Linked DNA regions of Homo sapiens: region 2 is linked to region 1. Evidence: chromatin contacts called from ENCODE Hi-C or POLR2A ChIA-PET data. All regions are on one chromosome and are shown on one strand. The core of a region is the stretch at or near the end of the contact, and the rest is flanking DNA. Distances in the headings are between cores, read along the strand shown. Region 1 holds the start of CHD4-AS1 (CHD4 antisense RNA 1). Region 2 holds the start of MLF2 (myeloid leukemia factor 2).

Region 1 (5,787 bases), core at 1,996-4,495:
GGGAATTACTATGTCAAAAGGAAGCAGTTATTTTTTTTTTTTTTTTTTGAGACAGTCTCACTCTGTCACCCAAGCTGGAGTGCAGTGGTAAGATCACAGCTCACTGCAGCCTCAACCTCCCAAGCTCCAGTCATCTTCCCGCTTCAGCATCCTGAGAAGCTGGGACTACAGGCGTACGCCACCACACCCAGCTAATTTTTAAACCATTTTTTAACTTAACTTTTTTTTTTTTTGAGACAGAGTCTCACTTTGTTGCCCAGGCTGGAGTGCAATGGCATGATCTCGGCTCACTGCCATCTCCGCCTCACAGGTTCAAGCAATTTTCCTGCCTCAGCCTCCCAGGTAGCTGGGATTACAGGCATATACCACCACACCAGCTAATTTTCATATTTTTAGTAGGGATGGGGTTTCGCCATATTGTCCAGGCTGGTCTCGAACTCCGGAGCTCAGGTGATCCGCCCACCTTGGCCTCCCAAAGTGCTAGGATTATAGGCATGAGCCACTGTGCCAGGCCAATTTTTTAATTTTTTGTAGATACGGGATCTCCCTATGTTGCCCAAGCTGGTCTCCAATTCCTGGGCTCAAGCAATCCTCCTGCCTCAGCCTCCCAAAGTGCTGGGATTACAGATGTGAGGCACCATACCCAGCCAAAAGGAACAAATTTTTCAAAGTTCTGAGATAACTGCTTTATAAAAAGTGCATTTCTGTGCCCATCAGTGGAGCACACCATTGTCCACCTTCCCATACCTACACCAAGACAGCCTTCTAGATTTTTTTAAATGCTCTATCCTACAGCTCTTTCAAACTTGTAGTGCACTGGGAGGATATAAGGCAGTAGGGAAACAGTGATGGAGCACAAAAACCCCTTTCCTCTAGTCAGGCTTATCCTTGCCACTAAGAAACAGTCTCAAGAATCTGGGAAAGAAACTAAATAGCAAGGATCCTTCTATGAATGCCCAAAAAGATGAATCTCACCGCTTCACCTTCCTCCTCATCCTCAGAGTTGGAGTCAGCTCCATAGTCATCTACCGTATCAGCATCGTCCTCGGAGCCCCAGAGGTCCCCGTGGTTCACCATACCATCTTCTTCAGAGTCTTCCTCCTCCTCTTCCTCATCACTGCCAGGTGCTGGGCGCTTCTTGCCTCGAGGAGCATTAAATAGGGACTGGGGTCCCTTCTTACCAGCTGTCTGGACAGCTCCTGCAGAGATCCCTAAGGGTTTGAAGAGTCCTGGACTAATGGCAGCCACACATTCCCTGGCCCCACACCCTGGGAGCCTGTACTTTCTACCCCTCAGAATGTCCTTTGGCTGTTCCTTTCACTCCGGAAATGTTTAGCGAGTTCTTCCCTACCCAGGACCCAAAGGGACTCCTCATGTAGCATCCAGCTCTTAGTTTCACGGACCTTTTGGTAGCTTTCCAGGCAATGGTTTGGCCTCAGGAGACTTATTTGTCTTAGGGGCTTCAACAGAGCCCAATCTCCTCTTGGCTGCCCTGAAAAGACACAAGAGATTCAAGGAGTGAAGAAATGGGAAGATACTTCCAGGCTCTGCCATTTCCACCATAGGGAAATGTGAGAGTCTAGAATTAACTCTGTGGTCAAAGATGAGCAGTACCAATTTAACCTACTTAAGTTTTGACACCCACACTTACCTCTTTCGAGCACGACTAGACAGCCTCTTGGAATTTTCGTCACTTACTGTTTAAAAAAGAAAAACGAGGCAGAACAAGTTACAGGGGACATTAAAAATAAATGGGAACGGAAATAAACATGGTAAGAGAATTAGTACACTAATTAAAAGGAGTCCATTTAAATCTCAGCCCTGTTATTATTTAATAACTGTATACAAGTTTCTTTTTTTTTTTTGAAATGGAGTTTCACTCTTGTCTTCCAGGCTGGAGTGCAATGGCGTGATCTCAACTCACTGCAACCTCCTTCTCCCAGATTCAAGCGATTCTATTGCCTCAGCCTCCCATCACCACACCCAGCTAATTGTTGTATTTTTAGTAAAGACAGGGTTTCACCATGTTGGCCAGGCTGGTCTCGAACACTGGACCTCAGGTGATCCACCTGCCTCGGCCTCCCAAAGTGTTTCCTTAATAGTGCCTCTCTCACAGGACTCTAAGATGATTAAGCGATATAACATGACCAACAAGTTTAATACAGTGCCCAGGACTTCCTACTATCTCAATAAACTGCATCCTTTATCCAATGCCCAACACAAACTCCCGGTCCAGTGTTACCTCCCACCAGTCTTCCACACAGTATACTACTACTCGGCATGAAGCAGCCAGATCCGTGCTTTTCCATTTCCACCCCTTCCAAAAGGCAAATCAGTGACTGACCCCTCCCCTTCACTACTTCCTCTTGCTACAATGTTACCCATTTTTCAAAACCCAGCTTAACAAAAACTTTTACAGTTCTGCATGGGCTCCCCCTTCCTCTGAACTCACAATTGTTTTAAATCACACTTTTCCCTTGCATGAATAATAGTTGTGTCCGTGTCTTCACATCTCTACGACCTAAACAGTTCCCTACAATCTAAACGGCTGTTTCATTCATACCTCCTAGTAACTCATACAGAGAAGATTCCACTTAAATATAAAATGAACAGAAACTAAAAAAGAGAAGAGGTTATAATACAGAATACTGCAAAAGCTGAGGGATCAGGAGGCCACAACTAATCCTTACCTGCAGGCAAGAATCTGACGAGTTCTGTCTCGGCACCCTTCTGCTTCCGGGCCTTTCGGCCTGGCCCCCGCTTCTCCTTCGTAGGGTCCAACTTGCGCCCCATGGTACTGTGGCAGGCAGAAATGGGAGAAGGTGGCGTCGCGCGTGTCGGAGGGAACGGCAGAACGCACGCTTGGCGTATTATAGTGGGAAAGGGCACAGCCTCAACTCAGCACCCGCAACTCACTCAGCACTCCCGACTCAGCACCCGCGACTCAAGCACCCCCGCTATCCCCCTGGAGGCCCGACCGAACGCCCTCCCACCTGAAACCCAGGTAGCGCACCCTTCTCCCCACGTCCCAGACCAGGTCAGTGCTGCCACTCTTCGTCCCCCAATTTCCTCTAGACCCACCAGAATGCGGGTTAATGTCCGAGAGTGCCCTTCGGGCGGCCCTCCACGTGCAATCCGGACCTAGCTTTCGGCCGGCACTCGCCACAGAATCGTTCCACGCAGGCGCACGGGTAGCGCTAGCCTCGCGGCCCCGCCTCTTCCTGTTGCGCCTAGTCGGCCGCCGCACCCGGAACTTACGCTCGCCCTGGGAACGCCAGCGGAGCCGGCGGCGGCGAGTAGGGGGCAATTCGAAGGAGACGCGCAGCTTACACCCGCGGCGGGTGGAGGGAGCAATGTGACGAAACCATTGAGCTTGACCGACCTTCCCTCATGGAGTTGGCTTTTAGCCTCACGGCCGGTTTCTGTTGGGTGAAAGCCGCACCTTCTCCTCGAACCAGGGCCCGACATTGGAGCCCTCTCCCTCGCATCCACTGCCCTAGTCCAGCGTCAAGATCACGGAATTCCAGGCTGGGCGCAGTGGCTCACGCCTGTAATCCCAGCACTTTGGGAGGCTGAGGTGGGTGGATCACTTGAGGTCAGGAGTTCGAGACCAGCCTGGCCAATATGGTGAAACCCTGCTTCTACTAAAAATACAAAATTAGCCGGGCGTGGTGGCGGGCGCCTATAATCCCAGCTACTCGAGAGGCTGAGGCAGAATTGCTTGAGCCCGGGAGGCGGAGGTTGCAGTAAGCCGAGATCGTGCCACTTAAGCCTCACCAAGAGCGAAACTCCACCTCAAAAAAAAAAAACAAAAAAACCAGCCGGGCTCGGTGGCTCACGCCTGTAATCCCAGCACTTTGGGAGGTCGAGGCGGGCGGATCACGAGGTCAAGAAATCCGAGACCATCTTGGCCAACCTTGTCTCTATTAAAAATACAAAAATTAGTTGGGCATGGTGGCTGGCGCACGCGTGTAGTCCCAGCTACTCGGGAGGCTGAGGCAGGAGAATCGCTTGAACCCGGGAGGGGGAGGTTGCAGTGAGCTGAGATCGCGCCACTGTACTCCAGCCTGGCAACAAAGCGAGACTCCATCTCAAAACAAACAAACAAAAAAAACCGTGGAATTCCATGCCACTTACCTCCTCCTCTTTGCCCCTTTTTTAAAAATCTTTTTATAGAGACGGGTTGTAGGGGGTGGCGTCTCACTATATTGCCAGGGCTGGTCTAGAACTCCTGGGCTTAAGCGATCCTCCTGCCCCCACCTTTGTGCTGAGATTACAGGCTGTGAGCCACCGTGCCCCGCCCTCCCAGCACCTTCCTTGATGCTGACCCCTGCTCAGCCCCTCAATTAAGGTGCTGCACTGCACCTCATTCGCAGGGGGCCTCTTCGCCGGAACTCGCTTTCAGGTGGGTCTACAATTAGTTGGGAAACAACGGGTTGCAAGGCTGACCTGGTCTGGGACATGAGAAGGGGTGAACTACAAGGGTTTCAAGGTTGGAGGACGTTAGGTCGGGCCTCCGGGGGTGTGGGATTGAGGCTGTGTTCTTCCACAAATTGCATCCCAATTTTGCACAACTTAGCAAGAAAACCCCCCTCAGCCTTCCTAGAAACTAACATTAAGGTAGTGGTTAGGTGTTAAAACCGTTCCATGTACTTCACTGGTTTAACTTGACAACCGTATGAGGTATACATGAGATATCTGCATCCCACCAAAGTTAAACAACTTGCTCAAGGTCACAGAGCCATTAAGCGGCGGTGCCCGCAGTTTTGCAGCCTCTCATTTTCCACAGGTGGAAGTCAACGTTGGCAAGGCACATACTGCACCCACACACAGAACCCAGTTACTCAGTGGGGTATCAGGACACCACGTAGCCCTTAATTTTCAACTATACAGGTGCCAGGCTCCTGCCGCACACACTCATCCACCTGCACCTACACCCACACTGAACCAGAGCACTAAAATACAAGGAAACTTTTATTTTCAATTTTCATCAAGAAATTTGCTGTGGTTTTTTATGCTTTTGGTTTTTTCCTTTTTTTTTTTTTCCACTTTATTTCATTTAGCCGCTCAGTGGCTAGAGCCGCTGGGTTCCTGGTATTAAAAAGATGCCAACAGAGGTAGCTGTGTCTCGCCCAGGGGCCCAGCCCACTCTGAATACCCCCCAAAAAGGAGAAAAGAAAACACAAAATAAACCAACAAAATAAAACCAAAAGGAGGAAAAAATTCAGATCATTTTCTTCAAGCCTGGCAGGAACCCACAACAGTTTGTGTGTAACAGGCGTTACAGTGGGGAGAAGCCAGGGTCCAGAAGGCCAGCCCGCCAGCTCCTGCAGATGGCGCCAGCGCTACTGCTGCATGTCTCTTCTGCAGGAAGGGCACCACTGCCCCTCACTCCCTCCCCTCCCCCAGTGCACTGGGGCTGTTCCTTTACAACATGGAAGATGGGCAGAAGGAAGGTGAGGGTCTCTCAGGCCCCCAGGGGAGAAGCTGGGACAAGAGAAAGTGAGGAAGGTCACTGCTCAGCGGTGGAGGTGGTATCAGTCTGCATCTTCACTGCTGCTGGGCTACCTAGAGAAGGAGACCCGAGGAGTCAGAATTCCAGATGATAGGAATCCACCCAATCTCAAGGGAATTCACTGATAGGCCACCCACCCAGTATGTAAAGCTAGGGACATACAGCAAAGTTACAAGCTCCAGAATGGTTCTGCAGGAAGAGGTGGTGTCAAGAAGAAAATGGTCCTACCTGCTGTGGGGTAGGTTCGGGTGCCCGGTTTGCCAGGCGGCTGA
Region 2 (5,172 bases), core at 1,527-4,026, 180 kb after region 1:
TTTCACCCTTCAGCTGCCTGTTCTAGCCTGTATCTTTCTCACAAAATGCAAGAACTGAAAAAACATCAGGCCTCATCATTACCCTCCCAAATTCCTCTGAGTCCAACCACGAGCAAGAAGGACCTGAAGAGACAGGGCCTTAATTGTATGCTACGTAAGAGAGCTGCTGCCGGCTGCTTCAGGCAGGCATGACAGCAGGTACAGGGTCCCAAGGCTCTCTGGTTCAATTACTTTATCCAGTACTTTACCCTTCACTAGCATACTGTTTCCCTCTTGCCTTAGAGGATGCAAGGTGTTGTCAGCCATCACTGAGAGCAAGGCCGGGGAAGGGTATGGGGCAAGTCTCACCATGTTTCCAATCATGTCATTCATCATCCCAAACATGTCCATGAAACCACCCGACTGGAGGAAAGAGATGGAAAACAGAGTCAGGAAAGCAAAGTCAGTGTTCAGAGTTGATCCTGTTTAGGAACCCACAACCCACATGGCTGCACATTTCCTTTCTCTTCTTCCTTCACATCTAGCAAGTTCTCTTTCTCATTCTGTTAAAATAACCAGAATACTCATATTTCTCCTCCTGTGAACTGCTGACCCCTTCCTCAGTCTCTGTGACTGCTGTGATCCAATTTTCCTTCTCCTGCTTGCTATATTCCCCCCATCTTTAGGAAGCAAGCCAAAGTAATGGATTCTAAACTCTAAAGAGGTAAGGCATGAAATTGTTAAAACCTACCAAAAAATCATCTCTAGTTGGCCCTTTAACTGCACTTCCCTCCTCAAAAGAACAAATTTTGCTAGACAATTACATCTTCCTAATGCGTATGAACTTCTAGGAGTACAACAGTTAATAACATCTTTTCTTTTTTTTTTTTTTGAGATGGAGTCTGGCTCTGTTGCCCAGGCTGGAGGGCAGTGGCGCAGTCTCGGCTCACTGCAATCTCCACCTCCCGGATTCAAGAGTAGCTGGGACTACAGGTGTGTGCCACCATGCCTGGCTTTTTTGGTATTTTTAGTAGAGACGGGGTTTCACCATGTTGGCCAGTCTGGTCTCGAACTTCTGACTGCAAGTGATCACCCATCTCGGCCTCCCAACAAGAGTTTAACACCTTTAACCCACAGGGCTCCTAGTACCCAACAGGCTCAGAGCTTTGTGAATGCCATAAAAAGAGAAGATTCTGGGGTTACTCATGAAACTATTCCTAAGAGGCACATTTGGGAATAATATCTAAGGGTAGAGAGTGTGTCTGAGATGGAAGGACACAGGGAGATAAAGACTCACCATTCCCAGCATCCCAAAGGGGGAGACAGCTCCAGCCTACAGGAACACATGAGGAACAGAAATTAGAGACCACATCCTATCTCTTTACAATCCCAAACCAGGCCCATGGCCTCAATTTTTTTCCATCCTCTCAAAAGGGAGTCACAAAGCCCTTTTTCCTGACCCTTTCCCCAACTCCTAGAGCATTTCACTTGCTCAGTTGGCTGTAGTGCAAGAAAATTAAGTGCTTTCCTAACTAACCTCCAACCTTTCTTTGGGTCTCAGGTGTGTCTCAGCATCATTACCTGCTGCATCCGGCGGCTGGCAGGCCTGGTCCCTGGCATGTTGCCATCTGTGATGCTGAGGAAGGGGCTATATCCAAAGCCACCTGACAACATACGGCTCATATGCTGACGGTGAATAGCAAAGGGATCCCTGTGGAGTGAGCACATAGTATGGATGGCAGAAGCGCCAAACTGTCAATCCCTCCACCACCCTGCAAAAAAATACGCACAGAGCAACAGTGGCACCGATGCCTACTTCCTGCTAGGTAGGAGCTAGGTATCCAGCCAGTTCCAACCATTCCTAGCAATGGGAACCCCGATGTCTGCCTGAACTGCTCAGAGACCTGGAGTGGGAGAGCTTGAGGGGGAGGGAATACTCACATCAGGAACATGGGATCCTCAGGCTCCACGTCCCTCATGAAGCGGAACATCCTGATCTCAGCTCCAGGGGGCTCCACACTGGAAAGATATGGAAGCTCAGATACTTGGAGGTGGCCAGGGTTTTGCACACCCACTCAGTGTGGGGACTCTCAGAGCACTGTCCTTTCCAAATCCTGTAACTGACCCCCTAAACTCCAGGGAGACCCTACTCCAGGTGTTCCACACAACCCTCTAGGGAGGGAAGGGCTCTTCAAACCTCTTTCTCAATTAGGGCCATGGAAAATTTTTCCAACCCTCTCGGTTTTTCCCTCCCCCACTCAGAGCCATCCTCTTCCCAAAGCTCTGGCCGGTAGCATACTCTCCCCTCCTCCCGCCGACGACACCGTTCTAGATGAGAATGCCAAGTGCAGGTCCTCCGCCCCATTAATGACCCCAGTCACCCCGCCCCCTCCTTACACTCAGGCCTCCCCCAGGCGGGCCTCACTAAGCCCCCCGCGCCTGTCTGCGACTCCTCTAGCTCCCGCCTCCCCGCCAGGCGAGCAGGAGAGGTAGGCCTGAGCCTCTCCTCTCCCCACCCCGCATCCCGGGCTCCCAGACCCTGCAGCCCCGTGGGCCCGCTCCCGTCCGGGGCTGCCAGCTCTGCCCGAGCCTCACCAGTGCCCGATTCGGGCTCAGCGGCCCATCCGGCCGGTTTCGCTTCCCGGTACGCTGCAGGGTCAGGGTCGCGGCCCGGAACGTGGGGATTGGTCCGGGCTTGAGCTCCTCGGCCTTCCACGCCGCCTCCTCCCACAGCTGCCACCTCCGTACGGCCCCCTCGGCCAACGGAGCCCGAACCTCGGCCAGGCCCGGGCGGAAGTGACGTCACGATAGACCCGCCCACCCGGGGCCGGGCCGTGGGAGCCCCGCCCCCTGGCGCGGGTGGTGAGATGGCTGGGGCCGAGTCCCAGGGGCGCCGGGGCCATGGGCCAAGCTCAGGGGAGCAGAGCCTGAGGCCGAGAGGGGTCCCCTGGGCACGAAGAAGGGGAGCTCATTAGTAACCTCGATTTGGGTTCTGTGGACTGGAAGAGGCTCCCATAAGGCAGGGGAGGAGAAGGAGAAGAGGAATCCATTCTTCGGGAGGGACCGGGTTGGAGGTTGAACCTGGGGGCGCAGTGCAGCACGTTCTCTCTCCCTCCTCAAGGGGAAACTGGAGGACGAGGGGCAGATGCCCCTTGGGGAGAGGCGGGCGCTCTGTGGGCGACGAGGCGGGGCGGATCCCTGGGGGGAGCTTTAAGCCGACTCTACTGGAGAAGCAGTCTACCCTAGAGGGAGGATGGGCAGTTTTCCTGCGGGGGAGGCGCTTGGGCCTGTCCCCGCTTGAGGAGGAGCGTTCCTGGCAGGGCGGAGTCCCCGGAGTGACGCAGAGGAGGTGAAACTCTCCAGCCCAGATCTAGTTCGGGCTTCAGAAAGTCGGATGGGGCAGAGGATCCAGGTTGGGGGGTTGGCCGCCAGATGGCGCTCCTCGGCCAGGCTGGAACCGGAGGCCCTTGAGAACTCGCGTTGGAGAGGGACCTGGACCCTCCCCCGTTACCCATCTGTGAAGGGTTGGACTGGGGAAAGGCTACAGTTCTGAATCTATTAGTTTAATGCCACTCTCCCCTTCCTTTTACTCTAATTCTTGTGTCCTCAAGAGCTCCCAGTCCTGCACTGACCTTTCTTGGTTGCTTTCTTAGGTCAAAGGTCTAAAGTTTGGGGGAACAAAGGAGTGGAGAGCTCAGTTAACCTGGATCACCCAGGGGAGGAGCTAAAACGGGGCCCAGAAGACCTGCCTCCAAGGCCAGAGACTGATACTTTGACATACTAAATGTCTTGCATAAAATCTGGCTCTGCTGGAGAGAAGGGCCTTCCCCTTTGGGGTCAGGGCATTTGGACTGTCTAGGATGGACTTTAACCAGACTCATCCAAACTCCAGCTTTCCCTGGTTCTTTACTCTGGCTTTTAGCCATATTAGTGCTGTGTGGAGTCTGACCCAATGAGAAAGACTTGTTCCCAGTAATTCCCTGGGGGAGAAAGAGGGGGTCCCTGGTGACTCAGGAAAAGGTGCTAGGAACAGGGCTTCTCACGTTTCTTTGGACTTGATCATTATTAAAGAGGAAAAAACAATAATAGAGACAGGGAGCAGAGATAGATAATTAAGATATAAGCTGACAGACTGGCAAGTCAAAGGAAAACAGACAGAATACAAGTAAATTTGTTTTTCATTGCTATTTCTGGGGGAAGAGACTTAGTAAAATCTTCTGTCTTCCAGATCTCTGCACTTCCCACCATGCAACTTCCCCTTATCCTCTTGCCCCAAATGAAAGCAGTTTGACATGTGATCAAGAGTTGTCCCAGTAAAGGTTCTGTGGCTGAAACTTAACTAAAGAGATCCTATCCATTTTTTTTCTTTTGTCCTCTCCTCCTTCTAAAGCAAGTTCTTTATTGTCCAGCCAATCAACAAATGTTTAAGGCCTGGCGCAGTGGCTCACGCCTGTAATCCCAACACTTTGGGAGGCTGAGGCGGGCACATCACAAGATCAGGAGTTCGAGACCAGCCTGACCAACAAAGTGAAATCCAGTCTCTACTAAAAATACAAAAATTAGCTGGGCGTGGTGGCACATGTCTGTAATCCCAGCTACTCAGGAAGCTGAGGCAGGAGAATCGCTTGAACCCAGGAGATGGAGATTGCAGTGAGCCAAGATTGTGCCACTGCACTCCAGCCTGGGCGACAGTGAGACTCCGTCTCAAAACAACAACTACAACAAAAACGAAAATTAGCCGGGCATGGTAGCAAGCACCTGTAATCCCACAAGTAGGCTGAGGCAGGAGAATCACTTGAGCCTGGGAAGTGGAGGTTGCAGTGAGCCGAGATCACGCCATTGCACTCCAGCCTGGGGGATGGAGCGAGACTCTGTTCCAAAAAAAATAAAAATAAAAATAAAAAGCAAATGTTTAATGAGGCCTGGAACTGTCCTAGGTACATTGTATTAAGCATACATACAAAATATAAGACACGGTCTCTGCCAATTGAAGGCATACAGTCTTGTAGCCACCTTTTTCTTTTTTAGTTACCTGTTATCCGTTTTTTTGTTTTTTTTTTAATTAAATTGTAGAGATGGGGAGTTTCATCATGTTGCCCAGGCTGGTCTCAAACTCCTGAGCTCAAGTGATTCGCCCAAACTTGGCCTCCCAAAGTGCTGGGATTACAGACATGAACCACTGTGCTCAGCCAC

Evidence for each region. A loop is a pair of places that touch in the nucleus more often than their neighbours do. ChIA-PET counts read pairs that join two places held with the same protein, here RNA polymerase II (POLR2A). Pooled maps may share reads with other maps.
Region 2: a map of CD8-positive, alpha-beta T cell shows a loop between it and region 1 (17-fold over the local background). The contact joins the promoter of MLF2 here to the promoter of CHD4-AS1 in region 1. A Hi-C loop is called at or near these places in 3 of 168 maps with a recorded cell type or tissue (B cell, CD8-positive, alpha-beta T cell and naive thymus-derived CD4-positive, alpha-beta T cell), 3 of 37 single-sample maps with no recorded cell type and 13 of 50 pooled maps. POLR2A ChIA-PET finds 5 or more read pairs at or near these places in 9 of 52 experiments (CD4-positive, alpha-beta memory T cell, Caco-2, HEK293 and 6 more).

What each region holds. Positions count from the first base shown.
Region 1 is chr12:6,565,126-6,570,912 of GRCh38, forward strand. It overlaps CHD4-AS1 (CHD4 antisense RNA 1), which reads left to right and starts at 3,246. Exons shown (of 3, transcript NR_199067.1): 1 at 3,246-4,405. NOP2 (NOP2 nucleolar protein) reads right to left here and starts at 3,166. Exons shown (of 16, transcript NM_001258308.2): 1 at 3,082-3,166; 2 at 2,691-2,797; 3 at 1,652-1,697; 4 at 1,404-1,492; 5 at 976-1,211. The coding sequence starts at 2,793. CHD4 (chromodomain helicase DNA binding protein 4) reads right to left here. Exons shown (of 40, transcript NM_001273.5): 39 at 5,744-5,787; 40 at 4,957-5,568. The coding sequence ends at 5,551. RefSeq lists enhancers at 3,016-3,637, 3,461-3,510, 5,178-5,472.
Region 2 is chr12:6,750,365-6,755,536 of GRCh38, forward strand. MLF2 (myeloid leukemia factor 2) reads right to left here and starts at 2,777. Exons shown (of 9, transcript NM_001382226.1): 1 at 2,575-2,777; 2 at 1,921-1,998; 3 at 1,561-1,690; 4 at 1,277-1,312; 5 at 349-402. The coding sequence starts at 1,970. RefSeq lists a silencer at 2,674-2,913 and enhancers at 3,084-3,133, 3,164-3,333.